2 separate regions of the Mus musculus genome follow, and region 2 is linked to region 1. Evidence: chromatin loops called from intact Hi-C (ENCODE). Cell type or tissue: heart. All regions are shown on one strand.

Region 1 (8,000 bases):
ATTCTATTTGCAAAGAAAGTGCCATTTTCTACAATAGTCTTAGAAAACTTTATGCTAATGAATAGAGCTATTGTGTGAGTTTATAATGACTAAAATAAGTGATTAGGAAGTACTTCGTCAAGAGTGGACTATTCATTAATAAGCATATTGCATGGGGAGGTCATGAGCATAAGTTTCTGAGTTTAACAAATTGGGCTTCAATTGAAGCCTCATCTCAAGACCAGCTGTTTAGGATATGCTCTATAATGTCCCCTCCTCAGTGCCATCTGTAGAATGGGTGATATATATAGCTCTACCCATCACACAGTTGCTGTGAGAATTAAATCCAATAAAATACATAATGTACACACAGCACAATGTCTAGTCTATGAGAAACAGTATCTATCTATATGTTGTAGCTAGGGAATATTGTTTTCATTTTTGCATCAGAAGTGGGAACTGTGACCAGAGTATGCATAGGAACAGCACTGAGCATCATAGTGTACAAGATGTGAAATGTCTACTACAATTTCAGTTCTTCAGTGTCTTGCCTTTTTTTTTTCTTTGAACTCACAGAGATCCATCTGCCTTCCAAGTGCTAAGATTAAAGCCATGTTCTAACATGCTCAACTATGACTTACTTTTTATTCTACATAATTTTATTGATTTTTTTTTTAATCTTGTAACTCAAAACCTGCCATGGCTGATAGTACTATCTACCTGTGCTGGTGTTATTATAGAATACCATGTGGAGACTGATGAATTTGGGGAAACAATGATAAGAACATCCTGTAACCTTAACTTAGTTTTATATCTAGACCTAAGTTTTCTGATCTCCCTACAATTAGTCCCCCTACTTATTCCCCTAAAGTAAAATTATAATGAGGATGGAATTTCTCCAGTTTCCCTTTCAAAGAGGCAGTGATGGAGAAAACTGTCATGTGACTGATTAAAACCCCTGAAGTTGGAAAAAGAAGGCCAGAACAACAGCGAGCAGCCCCAGGATCTTGAGCAGGAAAGACACTGGGGCACTATCAGAGGACTGGAGAGTCCGGGTCTTTAAGGGTTTCAGGATCCTCTGCTTCTGGGTGAGGATGGCGTTCCTGGCTCCTTCCCACTGCCCAGGTCCAACCAGGCGGTACTGGTAGGAATTACAGGGTCCGAAGTAGAGTTTCACAGCCAGTTTAGGGTCTTTGAAAAAGAGAGAGACGAAATCTGGCTTTGCACCTATCTCCAAGGCGAGTTCATCCAGGTAGTCAACGTAGTTGGTCTGCAGTATCTGACTCTGGCTTTTCCCAAACCTTAATGAAGCAAATAAAAAGAGCTCATTCATAAAATCCTCTAAGCTGTGTCTTAATATGAGGCACTTAGTAGCGGTTTAAATAATAAAAGAATGAATGAATGAAGAGGTGAGTTTTGAATGAATCTCTGGGAGGTTCCATCAGGAGGTTTGTATCTCAGATTAATGAGTAGCCTACAAAATTATTAGACAAATTTATGGAGACTCTAGAAATGCCATGATATTGAAATGGTGACCGTTATTTGTTACTTATTAAGCTGCTGTAAGTGTCCAAGTAAGAATGTATGGCTCAGGATTGATGCAAATGCTCATGAGATGGTAGAGAGTTAGTGTCTTCTAGCAAAGGGATGCATAATATTCCCTTGTTCCACTACTAAAGTACCCTATAGTATGGCTGACATCTAGTAGATGCTCAGTGTATGTTGGATGAATTAGAATGTGAACTTGAGATAACACCTTATGCCTGTAAGGCAAGTTAGCTTTCCGAGAGCACCTGATTACAGCCAAGCTCTGTCCCAACTCAACAAAACTGACAAACCCAAGTAAGTTTTGAGAGTGCCTCAGGCTACCATTACTACCAGTGCCACCACTGCCCTATGACATTCCCTGAGTGTGGGTGGCCTTAAAAGATATAGAATTTCACATGGGCATCAAAGAAAACAGAAATGAGCCCAGGGAAAGGTGTTCTGACTTGGCACTATTTTGTTTTCTTGAGTAATGGGTTCTTACACTAGGATGTCTAAGAGCCAAATGAAACAGCATCAGTTTACAAAGTTCCAGTCTCATCTATAGGGCCTTTGACTTGTAGGTTTGGCCTGGGCTGTGCTCTAGGACTGCACCTTTAACAGCTAGCTGACTCTCACAGGCAGTCAGGTCCTGGTGTTCTGTGAAACACTACTCCGTGTAGACCATGTGCTAGAAGGAAAGTGCTTACAGGTTAACTCTTTTTTCATTTCTTTCAACAATGTCTGCCATCATAGTCGTCTCCGAAGGCAAGCTACACAAGCCTAGAAAACAAAAACAAAATTAGGTTTGAATAGTGAGTTTGGTTTCATGCCATTGACTTGTGTAGTAGTTGTTTTCTAAAATTAAGTTTGGGCCATTTAGTTGTCACACCAGGCAGGACCTCAGGGCTCCTGGATGGCAGGAGTGAGACCTCCATAGTTGAGCATGGCAAATAGCATAGACTATGAACTGGAGCAGCCATTTCTGGAAATGGAAGGGGCTGGAGAAGGGAAGTGTGCTGGTGGGGTGGGCTCTATTCTACTATTCTAGTAGTGACAGGACACTCTAGAAGAGTTTCCTGGATGATGTAACAAGCTTAGATTTGCCCTTTGGAAAGATCCATCTGGCTCTTTGATTTAAAAAAAAGAGGGCTCATGGGAGGTGAGCTTACTATTAGGGAAACTAGGTAAAAGGCTGTTGAAGGAAATCTGGTGAGAGGGGAGAGTGTCCTCCTACTGCTAAGGGCAGTTTGGCTAGATAAAATAGTGTGGTGATCTCTCTCTCTCTCTCTCTCTCTCTGTCTCTCTGTCTCTCTGTCTCTCTGTCTCTCTGTCTCTCTGTCTCTCTGTCTCTCTGTCTCTCTGTCTCTCTCTCTCTCCCTCCCTCCCCCCATCTCCCACACTCAAGTGTCCTGCAGGCTTCAGATGGGAAAGATGTCCATATTCTTGCATGTGGGCAGACATCTAGGATCTCAGACATTAGTAGTCCAAAGCTGAGGCTGCCATTGAGACCCTCCTGCCTCTATTCTCAGCCACAGCCAGTCTCCAGTACTGGGTCCACGATTCTTCTCCTTTCCTATGTTGAATCACAAAGCACGCTCTTCTGCCCCTATCCTTGACACCTCTAACACATTTGTTCTTGTTTCCACTTTGTCTCTCAGCTCTGGTCCGGGCTGCATTGTACTTTAGCACAGGTGAGTGCTGGTGCTTTCTCAGTGGTCTTTGAGTTCTATCCCTGATTATTAAATCTGTGTTCCCAACTACTGATGGGATTACCTTAAATGCAAAGGAGACAAATCTTATTCTTTCAGTATAATCCGCTCCCTGGTGTCTCTGACTTAAGAGCTTTCTAAGATGCAGAGTCCAGGTTTTCAGGCCACACTTAATCTGGACGGCTCCCTAAAGGGTCAGAGTCCTTAGGCGCACATGATTTGGGACGAACCTATTTATATTTTTCTTCTCTTTCTCTTTCCTCCATCCCTCCCTTTGCACCCCCTTTCTTCTTTACTTTCAAGAAAGTCTTCCTAGAAGCCTTAGCTGTACTGAACTTGCTATGGAGCCCAGGCTGCCCTTGAACTCTTATCCATCCTCCTGCCTCTAGACTGCTGAGATTACAGGCCTGGAACCACTTGAGAGGTAGAAGCACGTGATCTGGAATTCAAGGCCAGGCTATATAGCAAATTTGAGGACAGCCTTGGCTATAATAGATTCCTTCTCACTCCCCTTCTGCAAAACAGAAACAAAACTAAAACCAAAACAAACAAACAGAAACTATGTACACACACACACACACATACACACACACACACACACACACACACACACACACAAACCAAACCTCCTCACAGGTGTCTATACATTTAGGTTTTAGAATCCCAAATCTTTAACAAAGCTTTTGTGTCCACTGGTTCTTCTCTAAGATTAATCTCTCTTCCCCTCCCACCTCCAGCAATGGGAGGCTCCCAGTTCTCTGCAGGCATCCTGTCTCTGTTGTCTTTTGTTCAGGAAATCCCTTTTCTGGATCTGCGAAACTCAGACACCAGGAAGTGTTCCCGGACCATGCACGTTCCGACAGGACCAAGCTCCTGTTTCCACAGTATGCATTCGGCCAGCAAAGCACTTGTCATGTTATTAAAATGACTTGTTTAAATTTCTTTCTGGCTCACTAGATCTCAGCACAGGCTAGGTGTCAAATGAGACTTTTCTTGAACAGAATTGAACCCCCCAAAAACAGGAGAAAAATTAGCCTTTCGAGGAAGATGACGTGCTGCACGGGCAAACCTTTGAAAACATTTAAAACCTTGTCCCAGTGAGATGGCTCAGTGGGTAGAGCCATGCTAGAGTGCAGGCAAACTGAGATTTACCTCCGTGCCCCACAAGGTGGCAGCAGAGAGACAACACCCTCATAGGGTAGCTGTCCTTTGGTCTCCCCATGTACTCCTGTTTTTGACACATACACACACACACACACACACACACACACACACACACACACACACACACACACACACACACGAATAAAGTTTTTAAAATTAAAAAAGAAATGTAAAACTTCCGCTGAGTTGAGCATCTCACTCACCTTTGAAAACTCTTGTCGCCCAGCGCGCCTGAAGCTCTACGGTTGGGAAGATGGAGCCTAGAGGCTGGATGAGACCTATGCACGCAAGGGTTGGCTTCTCCAGGTGAGGGGGAAACATGGCTTTGTACAGGGAAACCCTATTATCCTCCACTTTAACAAGTGAGTCTTCCAGGAAAGAAAAAGAGAACGTATACCCCGTGGCAAAGACAATGATATCCACGTCTTCCTCCACCGTGCCATCCTCGAAGACCACAGCTGTCTCCGTGAGCTCCTTCACCCGTGTTTTTACTTTGATGGCTCCGTACAGCAGGCGGCTGGGGAGGTCGTCGTTTAGCACAGGTTCTTTCATAAGGTATCTGAGGCACACAGGAAAGAATGCATTTAGAGGGGTCACTGACAGTTTTAGGGGTAGTGCTGAAAATTCAGGGTTTTATTTTAAATAGCCAGGAAACTCTAACTCAACTAATTTGCCTGCCCCAAACTGTGTTATTGAACTCATTCGAATCTTGACAATCTCAAGTAGATGATAACAGCAAAAATCAACCTAAAGGTGGAAGTCATTCCAGGGGCTTAGATATGATCCCACCCAGCACCTACTGTTAATCTTTGAATTTGCCGGTAATTACTGCCCTTCGGTGCCTCTCTCTCTTTTTATGCTATGTAGTTTTCATTATTTGTAGCTTCATTTAATCTCTACCTGATAGTAAATAAGGGAAAATAGACTACATTAGCAATGAGACCTACTGTGGGGTCAGTGTGAAAATCAATGGATAAAATGAAAGTTGCTGATATTTACTGATCTCAGTATCCATAGGAGCCCTGTTTGTGGTGGGTGGTGGAGCAAAGTCTGATTGTATTTCTGGAATTCTTGGTTTATAAGTTATTTTATTCTCTCTCTCTCTCTCTCTCTCTCTCTCTCTCTCTCTCTCTCTCTCTCTTTCTCTCTCTTCCAAACAAGGCAATACATAACATGGATACTGGATTCATCCACCATTCAGCCTAATGGGGGCATCTATTACAAGACTCTCAATGTCTTCCTATCCTCAGGAGTAGGAGACTGCTAACATTTGAAAAAGGTAAACAAACATCAGCAATGTTTACTTTGATATTAGTAAATATTTGTCTTCTGGCTACATGTTCCTTTGGAAACAGCCTTCAGGGTACATGGGCGTGGCAAGGGTTGACCTATCAGATGGAGAGCTGTCTTTTCCCATCACCTTGCTCTGAGAGGATCACCAACTCTTGAGGAGCCTTGGACAGTCTGAGTGTTAGAAAGCTCTTCCAATCAACCCCAACCCTGAGTTATGGAGCGGTGTCTAAGCCTCTATCCCAACTTCTTAACTCTCTCTCTCTCTCTCTCTCTCTCTCTCTCTGTCTGTCTCTCTCTCTGTCTCTCCCTCTGTGTGTGTATATGTATGTGTGAGTGTTTTGTGTGTTTGTTTTTGACACACAGTAGAAATTTGGAATTAGAACTCCAGGATCGATACAATTATACATACTGTTGGCTTACAGCTCAAACTATCATAGCAAATAGGACCTTTGCAAAGAAAGACCACATCAGGCAACCCTGGCTGTGATGAGTATACCACAAAAACAGAATAACAGTACTTGTTCTGAGGCACCAGACCATAATTTTCATGGTTGAACCATCGATTCATCTGTTGTTCCATCATCCACTTGACGACCGTGCGGGGCAGGACATTTCGGAGCATGGAGCTAAATCTAGTGTGGAACACCATGTCCCAAGGGTAGCCATCTTCAGAGATTCGACTCATGACCCAGGATCCATGTCTGGTGCTGACAAACACCTGGTGAAAAGAAATTTCAACAGCAGGTGAAATTTGACCAGTTGCTATGAAAGGTGTTTGGTGGTGCAGTTGGCTGAATTCTATTTACTGTGTTAATTTGTGTGTAGTGTATGTGTGAAGATGTGTGTGTGTATGTGCACGTGTGTGTGTGTGTGTGTGTGTGTGTGTGTGTGTGTGTAAAAGGACGTCAGAGGTCAACCTTGAGTATCATTTTCATTGTTATCCATCTTGGGTTTTCTTTAGTTTGCCTTGAGAGGATTCTCATTAGGCTAGGCTGGTTGTCCAGTGTCCAGGAAACTGCCTCCATTTGCCTCCCCAGCACAGGAAGCAAGCACCACCAATACTAGTTTATGTGTCTCCCTCCCTCCTCCCCTCCCTCCCTCCTTTCTTTCCTTCTTCCCTCCTTTCCTTCCTCTTAACTCTTTTTCATTGTTTAATAGTCTCATACATTTATATAATAATAACTTTTAGTCATTTCCTTCTCCCATTTTCTTCTCTGGTTCTGGGGGTTAAGCCCAGGTCCCCTGCTTGTGAAGAAACCACTGTATCTACTGAGCTACTGCACCAGCCCCCAGGTTCCATTTTAAAAGTATTTAACGTCAAAGTGAGGTCCTCCTAGTTCTTTCTCTTCTCTTCAGCAGCTGCTATTTGGTAACATGTGCTGATAGAGGAGTGGCCCAAAGCCCGGATAATGTTCTGGAGGCATGACAAAAATCCTTGCACTAATTCTCTTGGTCAGTCTACTTCTCCTGTGTTTACAGTGTGGTCTGTTGTTCCTTCTTTCTTCTCACCGAGTCTACCCAAGAAGATCTGTGGTGAATAATCACAGGTCTTGCAAGCGTGTGCCTACTTTGTAATGGCTGTAGTCAGGCATGCCTGGATCCCACTATTCTGGATGGGGAATAACAAGAGCAATTGCCTCTTTCACGAGCTAAAAAGAACATTATGCATTTTAAAAGTCAAAACCATTGCCTGTGGTTCTATTCCTCTCCAAGTACCCATCATTTTCCTTTAAATCATTTTTATGTTTTGAGATTATATCATTCCCCACTTCCATTTCCTCTCTCCAGTTCCCCCTGAGTACTCTCTGATTCCTCTCTCTTTCAAATTCATGGCTTCTTCCTCATTAATTGTCATTATTGTGTATATTTTTGCATTGAACATTAAATTTTCTCTTGTTTTCAAAATGTACATTTAAAAGTCTTGTCAAAGATTTTTATTTTTGGTTTATTGTTACCCTCCTATGGTCCAAATACATCATTTTAACTTCCCAATTTTTTTGTTTCATTTTTATTAGTTCTGTTAAGATTGTCTTCAATAAGTAAATAAGACTCATTTGCAAGACATCCAATTTTCTTAAGAGGTTTAGGCCATGGACTCTGGGTCCAGACTTCCTAGGTTTGAATCTCAGCCTTACTCCCTATTAGCTGACTTGCCTCGTATGAGTTATTTGGATTGCTCTATGCCCTAGTTTTTTTTTTTTTCCCAGAATGGAGGCAGTTTAGCATCTTTCTTATGACTTTATTGTGCAGGCTAAAAGAAGTTATAGATTGATGTGAAGTACAAGCACACACAAACTCTCATTGTTTTGTAGGTTGGCCTTGGAGCAG
Region 2 (8,000 bases), 65 kb before region 1:
CAATTAAACCCAGCTGTTTATTATTGTTACTGCTTTAATTACTGAGTGTAGCTAGTACATTAGCTCCACAGGACGCCTATAACCCCTCAGTATTAAAGGGACTTTTCACTATCATCTTGCTTCTCTAAATATTCTCCTAGAGAGATGGCTCAGTGGCTAAGAATGCTGGCTATTCCAGAGGACTTGAGTTCAATTCCTAGCTCACACACGGTGCCTCACAACTGGCTGTAATTTCAGTCCCAGGGGATCTGATGGCCTCTTTAGATTTTCTTGGTGACCCAGCATACACACAGTTCACATACATATACGCAGGCAAAATGCTCATATACGTAAAATGGTAAAACAAACAAACCTTTAAAAAACAAAGTGAACAATCTAGAGAAAATATTTTGAAAAACACAAAATACTACTATGCTTAATATGTAAAATAAGCTTGTAGATTAATAATAAAGAGAAATTTGAGAAAATAATCTATTTTCAATAAAGGGAATAATATAATAATAATAATAATAATAATAATAATAATTGAGCAAATTGATGTGAATGGGCTATTTATCCGAGAAAAGGATAGCATCAGTCATGAAGTATATGAAAACCTGTTCGAGTTCACTAATAGTGATTTCATTAATAATACAAAGCCTGAGGTAATAATTTCTAGCTTTCAAATATAAAGTGTGGAGAATGGAGCTATGTCCAGTAAAGTCACACATGATCTGCAGCAGAGCGACACTGCATGCATGCTCTACGCATCATAGTGATATTTGCCTTGGGGAACCAGCAGGGCATGTGTGTATGAGGACCATGGGTCCAGTAAAAGAAACCCAGCACGAGTTTCCTCACCGCAGATAAACACACTTCTCCGAGAGGTGGAGTCTGCCCGTAGGTGCACTTTTGGCATTTGAGGCAGCATGGGTGTGTGCTGCTGAGCTGAGGGCTTCAGACATCCTGTGACCCGATCATTGAGGCTCTCTCTGTCCCTTTTCTCAGGGCTTCCTGTTCCAAACTTACTGCTGTTCATCTGTCTGTGAGGTTGAGGGTCTCTGTACCTGGCTTACTGTGTATTTCCAAAGCTGTTACCGCTTCCATTCCAGCTGAGTTCATTTGGGAGAAGGAGACTGGACACTTCAAACTTTCCTACTGAATGAGAATGGACCCACAGGTTCATATGTGTTTAGTTGCCAGGGAGTGGAACTATTTGAAAAGATTAGAAAGATAAGGCCTATCCAATAGCTGACTGTGAGCATCCACTTCTGTGTTTGCTAGGCCCCGGCCTAGTCTCACAAGAGACAGCTATATCAGGGTCCTTTCAGCAAACACTTGCTAGTGTATGCAATGGTGTCATCGTTTGGAGGCTGATTATGGGATGGATCCCTGGATATGGCATGGATCACAGGGCCCCCAATGGAGGAGCTAGAGAAAGTATCCAAGGAGCTAAAGAGATCTGCAACCCTGTAGATGCAACAACATTATGAACTAACCAGTACCCTGGAGCTCTTGACTCTAGCTGCATATGTATCAAAAGATGGCCTAGTCAGCCATCACTGGAAAGAGAGGCCCATTGGACACGCAAACTTTATATATATGCCCCAGTACAGGGGAACGCCAGGGCCAAAAAGTGGGAATGGGTGGGTAGGGGAGGGGGGGGGGAGGGTATGGGGGACTTTTGGGATAGCATTGGAAATGTAATTGAGGAAAATACATAGTAAAAAATATTTTAAAAATATTTAAAAAAAAAGAAAGATAAGGCCTTATTGAAGGAAGAATGTCACTGGAGGTGGGCTTTGAGTTTTCAAAAACTCATGCTGAGCCCAGAGTCTCTCTGTTTGTGGATCAGGAAGTAGCTCCAATCTACTGCCTGTCTATTACCATGCTTCCTACCATGATAATAATGGAACTTATTAAGAATAATGAACTTCAACTAAACTAAATGTTTCTCATAAGAGTCAGCTTGAACATGTTGTCTCTTCACAGCAACAGTGACTACAACAGTTATTGAGAAGTTATTAGACCTACTACAAAATACCCAACAAAACATCAACATAACAACAACAACCCAACCAAAACACTCTCAGGTGTACCACTGGTAAAATATGAAAGCTACCTGTGTTAATGGACTGTGTAAACAATATACTTACATAAAAGGACCCAGAACAAAAGACTCACTGTTCATCCTTCCACCCTCTGTTCCTAAGAGGGACAGTTCCTCTAGACAACATGGCAAACATACCTGTGAGTTCCCTTGAGTTGTGAATATGGGGTGGTGTTTAACCAGGGACAAATGGCCTTCACCGTGAAGAACTCTTGAATTTCTGGATGAAGGTCAGAAGTTGTCAGATCTCCGTCATGCCCTGTCTTTGAAACGACACAGGAGTTAGTTAAACTGATAAAGTGGAAAGTACGTTAGTGGGATAGACTGACAGCAAAGGAATTCATTCACTATTGAGCCTATTCTAGAGTAGACTATGGAGTACTGGACTCTACCATTGGTTTCAGGATTAGTAATGCTGGCAATAGAAACACATCTGTACACTTCAATATTAGTCTTTAAGTACCATGATCCTCTGATGGTGATAGCAATTTGAAAATGTGGTTTATGTTAGTAAGAGAAGGTTATAAGCAAGATGAAAACAGAGAGAACTGAACCTACTCCTGTTTCTGCCTCTAGCCAGGTATGTCACCTTGGCCAAAATTCCTGAAAACACCTTAAAGTGCCCCCCCCCCAACTCAAGTTTGAAAGTTTTTCATCTGAGACCAAATAACTCATAAAATAAAAACAAATCCACAAAAAAGAAAGGGGGGAAAAAGCTGCAAAACCCTCAGACAACAATGAAAACAACCCCCTCCCCCAATTCAACAAACAGTCAAGCAAAATCCAGCTCTGAATTAAAACTTGAAGGCCTAAGAAAGGTGCTACCTCTGTCAATTCTAAGGAACGCTAAAATGTGAGAAATACTGCATTGCCCTCTGGCTAGAAAGGAGACCAGAGTTTCTGAACTTGGACCTTTGTACAACAACCAAACCCCACCTCAAACCTTATCAGTCAGTAAACTCTTCCAACATATGGAACGACACAGCTAGGATTTCTGGGAGGTTGCCATTTGGTGATGTACTAATTAATCCACCTTATCACCACGGAGCTGTGGTTTTGTATCATTCTAAGATCAGAGTGGGACCCGCTGGACAACTGTGTGTGACCGACACGGGGGTCTTTCCTTTGGATAGTCTGCTCCAACTTTGTTCCGCTTTCTATCTCCTTTAACCCTATTGCTCTTACCTTAGTCAACGGGCTTCAGAAGCTAATCACATGCCTTCCGCAAAAACACACTTTCTGTTCACCTTCCCAAGAGCAGTTTCTAGGGAAGTTTCCTCTTGAAGGGGGAAAAAATCCAGGGCACTTACCTTGCAAGCACTGATCAGGTGAGAAGCCAAAGGTGAGAGGTCAAAGGTGGAGTTTGTTTTATAGAACACAAGGAAGAAGTTTCAGTCTCAGAGCCTTGTCCTGAAGTGGAAACAGTGCTCACTTTGCTGACTTTGGTCAAACTCTCAGTTTAACACAAAAACCGGTGGCTTCTTCTGCCAGGCTATGGACAACAGGGAGTTGTATTAATGTGAATTCCACAATCTCGGGGTGCGGGGGAGGGCGGAGTGACGATTTAGAATTCAGCTTTCAGATTAGAAACAACGGGAGTCCTGCCCCTTTCCCACACCCTCCAATGGACAAGAGGTAAAGGCATCAGAAGGCTGGGTGCCTTTAGAGGGCGCCAAACTTTCATCCTTCTTAGTGACACCCTGATTTCATTCTCCGTCATATTATTTTTTCTTGGAGATTTTTTATATGTATCCAGTCAAATATGATCATATCCATCCACTACTCTGTGCCAACTTCCCCCACATTCCTACACATTCCAAAATAATGGCTTCCGTTTTAGTTCGATGGCTAAGAACTATTGCCTATATGTGGATGATAATAGGTTTTAATGACTGGATTGATGATTCGCCTCTTAAACCAACATAAGAGTGAGTGAGAGGGAGAGCGGGGGAGAGAGGGAGAGAGAGGGAGAGAGCGAGAGAGAGCAAGAGAGAGAGAGAGAGAGAGAGAGAGAGAGAGAGACTACCACATGTACTTGGTGTTTTCCAATGCTTTGTCACAGGAAGAACAACTGAGGAAGCAGTAGCAGTAGTTAATAACAAAAAGCCAGGGCTTGTATGTATTTTCTCTCAATGCTTGGAAGCCACCATAGTGACGGTGGCCCATGTCGATTTGTTGTTGCTGAGGGAAGTTCGTTACCACTGACCATTTTCTGAACCGGAAGTCAGACATGCAAACACCTGGAGGAGTCAGGAAGGCAACATGAATACAGTCAGATGAGATCTGATGGAGAAGCCCAGTGCTCTGCTCAGCTTAGCTAAATGCTGTCATTTAGGATAAAGAGCCTAATCTCTCGCAGGCCCTTTTCTTCCTTCTTTCTGAGACAGGGATTTTCTATGTGCTCTATGACTCTTTTGTGCTTTTCAGATTTGCCATCCTTTTATGCCAACTTCCCCAGAGCTGAGATACTATCATATACCACCATCCCTGGGTTGCAGGCAAAATTATCTGTGTGATTTCTGTGTGTATGCACCACTTAACACAGTGTTATTTATTTGCCTTGGGGAACCAGGAGAGCATGTGTGCATTGTGCCCACAGGCCCAGCCAGAGGAGCCTAGCAGGAGTTTCCTCACTGCTGAGTTCTGCACCACTCTGAGAGACAGAGTCTGCCCACGGCCGCAAGCACTTCTGATGCTTGAGCCACCGTGGGCATGTGCTGAGCTGAAGGACTGAGGTGTCCTGTGACCCTGTCACCGAGGCTTTCTCCTTCTGCTCAGGTTTACTGGTGCATCATTAACTAGGTGGGCTCAGGGAGTCTGTCCCTGTAGCTTTGCAACTTGCCTCACAATCAGTCCAGAAGCACCAGGAACAGAAACAAAGTGGGATGGCTGAGAAAATGGAGCAGGGAGAAGGTCTGAGTCCTCAGACCTCCCAGACTCCACTGGTGGCAGTAATGGATATCTCAGGGCGTTCTTTTCCAAACCTACTGCTGTTCAGCCTCCCGTGAGGTCGGGGGTCTCCATACCTCGCTCACTGTGTATTTTCAAACCTGTACCTCTTCCATTTCAGCTGAGTTCATTTGCAAGTTTATTAGTTTAGAGTGAGCTCTGGTAAGAGGAGACTGAACCTTAGAGGCAGCAAAGCAGGGTTTGAACTTTGATCCTGACTCATCTTTGGACCCAAAGAAGGCTAGTAAAACACTCTAAGATGTACTATTTGCATAAGAAAAAAATTCCTATGTTCATTAACCCGCACGCCTGTGCTCAGTAGTCTGAAGTTAAAGAATTGCAGTGCATTTGAGACCAGTTTGGATTACATGGCTAGTACCAAGCCAGACACAGCTACATAGCAAGACCCTGCCTGGCTCATAAAGCACAAAGAAAGCAGAAAGGCATAAGAGGAAAAAACTCACATCAAAGGATTTTGTATTAGACAAATGGCTGAGCGCAAGACTTTTCTTGGTGTTCGTTCTTCAGTCACGTGTCCCCTCCTGTCCTTGGTTCTTTCTAAAAACAGTATATCACAGAGTTATGTTGAACAGGGAGTGTGGAAGCAAGTGGGCAAAGGTAACTGTGGAGTCTCTTGAGTTGAGAAGGAGGCACAGATGGCTTCTAACCAGGAACAAATGGCTGTCACCAAGAAGAACACTTGAATTGCTAGGCCACTAAATGAAGGTCTCGGTGGTCAGATTTCTGCGGTGCTCTGTCTTTGGAATGACACAAGGGGGTTGTTAGTTAAACCAGTAACGTGGGAAGTGTAGAGTAGAATCCACTGGGAGCAAAGGAATTTATCCACTATTGTGCTCTGTGGACTGAGCTGAGGGAGGGTCCAGAGATGACTGAGACTCAGAGGCAAAAACAAAACAAAGCAAGCAAGCAAGCAAGCAAGCAAGCAAACAAGCAAGAAAGCAAACACACAAAGCCCACTATTAGTTTCTAAGGGAAACAACACCCTTGGGGAAACTGTATTACCTCACCAGGTTCAAGGTTAGCTGCTACTAAATCCTCTCTGAGAAAAGCAAGAATACACACCCAAACTATCCCTTACATGGCATAAGCTAATCACGACCCAAAGTGTTACCATCCATCGCTTTCCCCTGTTGAGGTATGGCCTCAGTCTCCTATGTCCAGAAGCGTACGGTTTGAATGGAACGTGCCTGGGAATGGCCCGGCCACTAACATACTTTCTTACATGAATCTGCCTAGACTCCTTGAATATAATCTTTGTTTTCTTCATTGGAGGAGGACATTGCTTTGAAATACCTTCCATGTTCTCCTTACCTCCCACAGCTAATAAAGTCTTTGCCCATTCTTTTATTTTTGACTGCCCTTGTTTTGGCTTTGTATTCATCCCGATGGGAGCCACCCTGTTTGGTTGCAAGAACAGTAACATCTGGAGACAAAGCAACAGCTTTTAAGCTGTATGGAGAGAGCCTGACTTGAGACTGATAACGAGGAAATCCTATAAAGTCAGCATTCCCTGGGTCTGCATGCTGGCACACTCTTTTTGCCCTTGTCTAAAGGATTGTGAGATAAGTGGGTCTAGGTAAAAATACTTTGTCTTTTATTTTTTTAAATCCAAAATGTGTTTGTTTGTTGGAATAGTTTCCTGCTCATCTTGAGTCAGAGTGCTGTCAGTGCACTTCCTTCTAAAGGAGCAGTCTCTTAGAGGTCTTGCTTTTTCCCCTGTAGACTTGGCAGAGGGCAGCGGAACAATCAAAACACAAGGCTCCGGTCTTAGCCAGTGAAGAGACACCATGACTGTGGTGGCCACTCTTATAAAATAAAACATGTAATTGGGGCTGGCTTACAGTTTCAGAGATTTAGTCCATTGTCATCATGGTGGGGACACATGAACAGGCAGACATGGTGCTGGAGAAGTAGCTGAGAATTCTACATCTAGATCCACAGGCAGTAGGAAGAGAGAGGGATAGCGGGTCTCTATTGGGCCTTTGAAACCTCAGAGCTCACACCTAGGGACCAACTTTCTCTAACAAGGTCATACCTCCCAATCCTTTCCAAGTAGTGCCATTCCCTAATAAATGAACATCCAATCATATGAGCCTATGGTAGCCATTCATATTCAAACCACCACAGCTGCCTTTTGTGCACGACTAAAGATTGTGGGGGTTGTATAATCTCCTGGGTATTTCTCATTCACGAAGTAGGCATTGGGACTTTTATGGAGGAAGATGAGGAGATCCTTTTTGAGGGGCATGTTATCATAGGCAGGTCTTCACCACTCCAAAAGCTTTGCTTCTTGTAACCCTGAATGTCCAGGGCCCCAGACATGCTAGGTGGGGGCTGTGCCATGACAATACATAACTATACACTTAAAAATTATTTAGAGACATGGTATTACTGTGCTACTTATTCTCGCCTCTGGCTTCAACTTCCTAAATGGTTGGGATTACAGGTATGTGCCTCTCCACTTAGCACACGTTGTGTTCCATGAGTATTAACATGTGTAAGTTCATTTGAAAGCCAGAGGACAGCCTTGGGTGTCATTCATCACTCATGGTCCTTATCCAAGTTCTCCAGTTTTGTAGTGTAAGCTACATCTCATCTCTGCTCTCCCAAGACAGAGTCTCTCAGTAGCCTGGAACTTAGCAGGTAGCCGAGGCAGGCTGGCACATGCAAAGCACTGATAAACTGTCCTTGTCACTTTTAGAGGGAGCCAAACTCACAGGCTTCTTAGTGACAGACACCTTGGTCCCCCACCCAGTCTCTGGAACTGTCCACTCTAAGAGCCATCAGACAGGGAGAACATAGTTCAGACCACTACACTCTTCCCGTCTTTTCTATCCCCAGAAGTGTAATTTGGATTTTCAGGATTCACAAGGAATTCAAGTGGTAGTGTCCCTCAGCTTGGGTCAGCAGAGGGAGCTGGTTATCTGTAATTGAGAACATT

What was found. Peaks named below come from ENCODE experiments on the same cell type or tissue, not always from the same donor. Only the 100,000 strongest peaks of a DNase experiment are listed, where the experiment ranks them.
Region 2: it touches region 1 in a loop (2.2-fold over the local background); 5 of 42 quality-filtered maps call a loop at or near these places.

Annotation. Positions count from the first base shown.
Region 1 is chr1:162,875,800-162,883,799 of GRCm38, forward strand. It overlaps Fmo2 (flavin containing monooxygenase 2), which reads right to left. Exons shown (of 9, transcript NM_018881.4): 6 at 6,191-6,390; 7 at 4,583-4,938; 8 at 2,214-2,286; 9 at 1-1,280. The coding sequence ends at 929. Among named protein-coding and RNA genes, the nearest start is that of Gm32197, 7.1 kb to the left of the region's middle. In heart, a CTCF peak has its summit at 4,351 (motif pointing right); DNase peaks (open chromatin) are centred at 4,002, 4,392 and 7,082.
Region 2 is chr1:162,810,302-162,818,301 of GRCm38, forward strand. Fmo4 (flavin containing monooxygenase 4) reads right to left here and starts at 2,248. Exons shown (of 9, transcript NM_144878.1): 1 at 2,228-2,248. In heart, CTCF peaks have their summits at 3,756 (motif pointing right) and 7,968 (motif pointing right); a DNase peak (open chromatin) is centred at 3,640.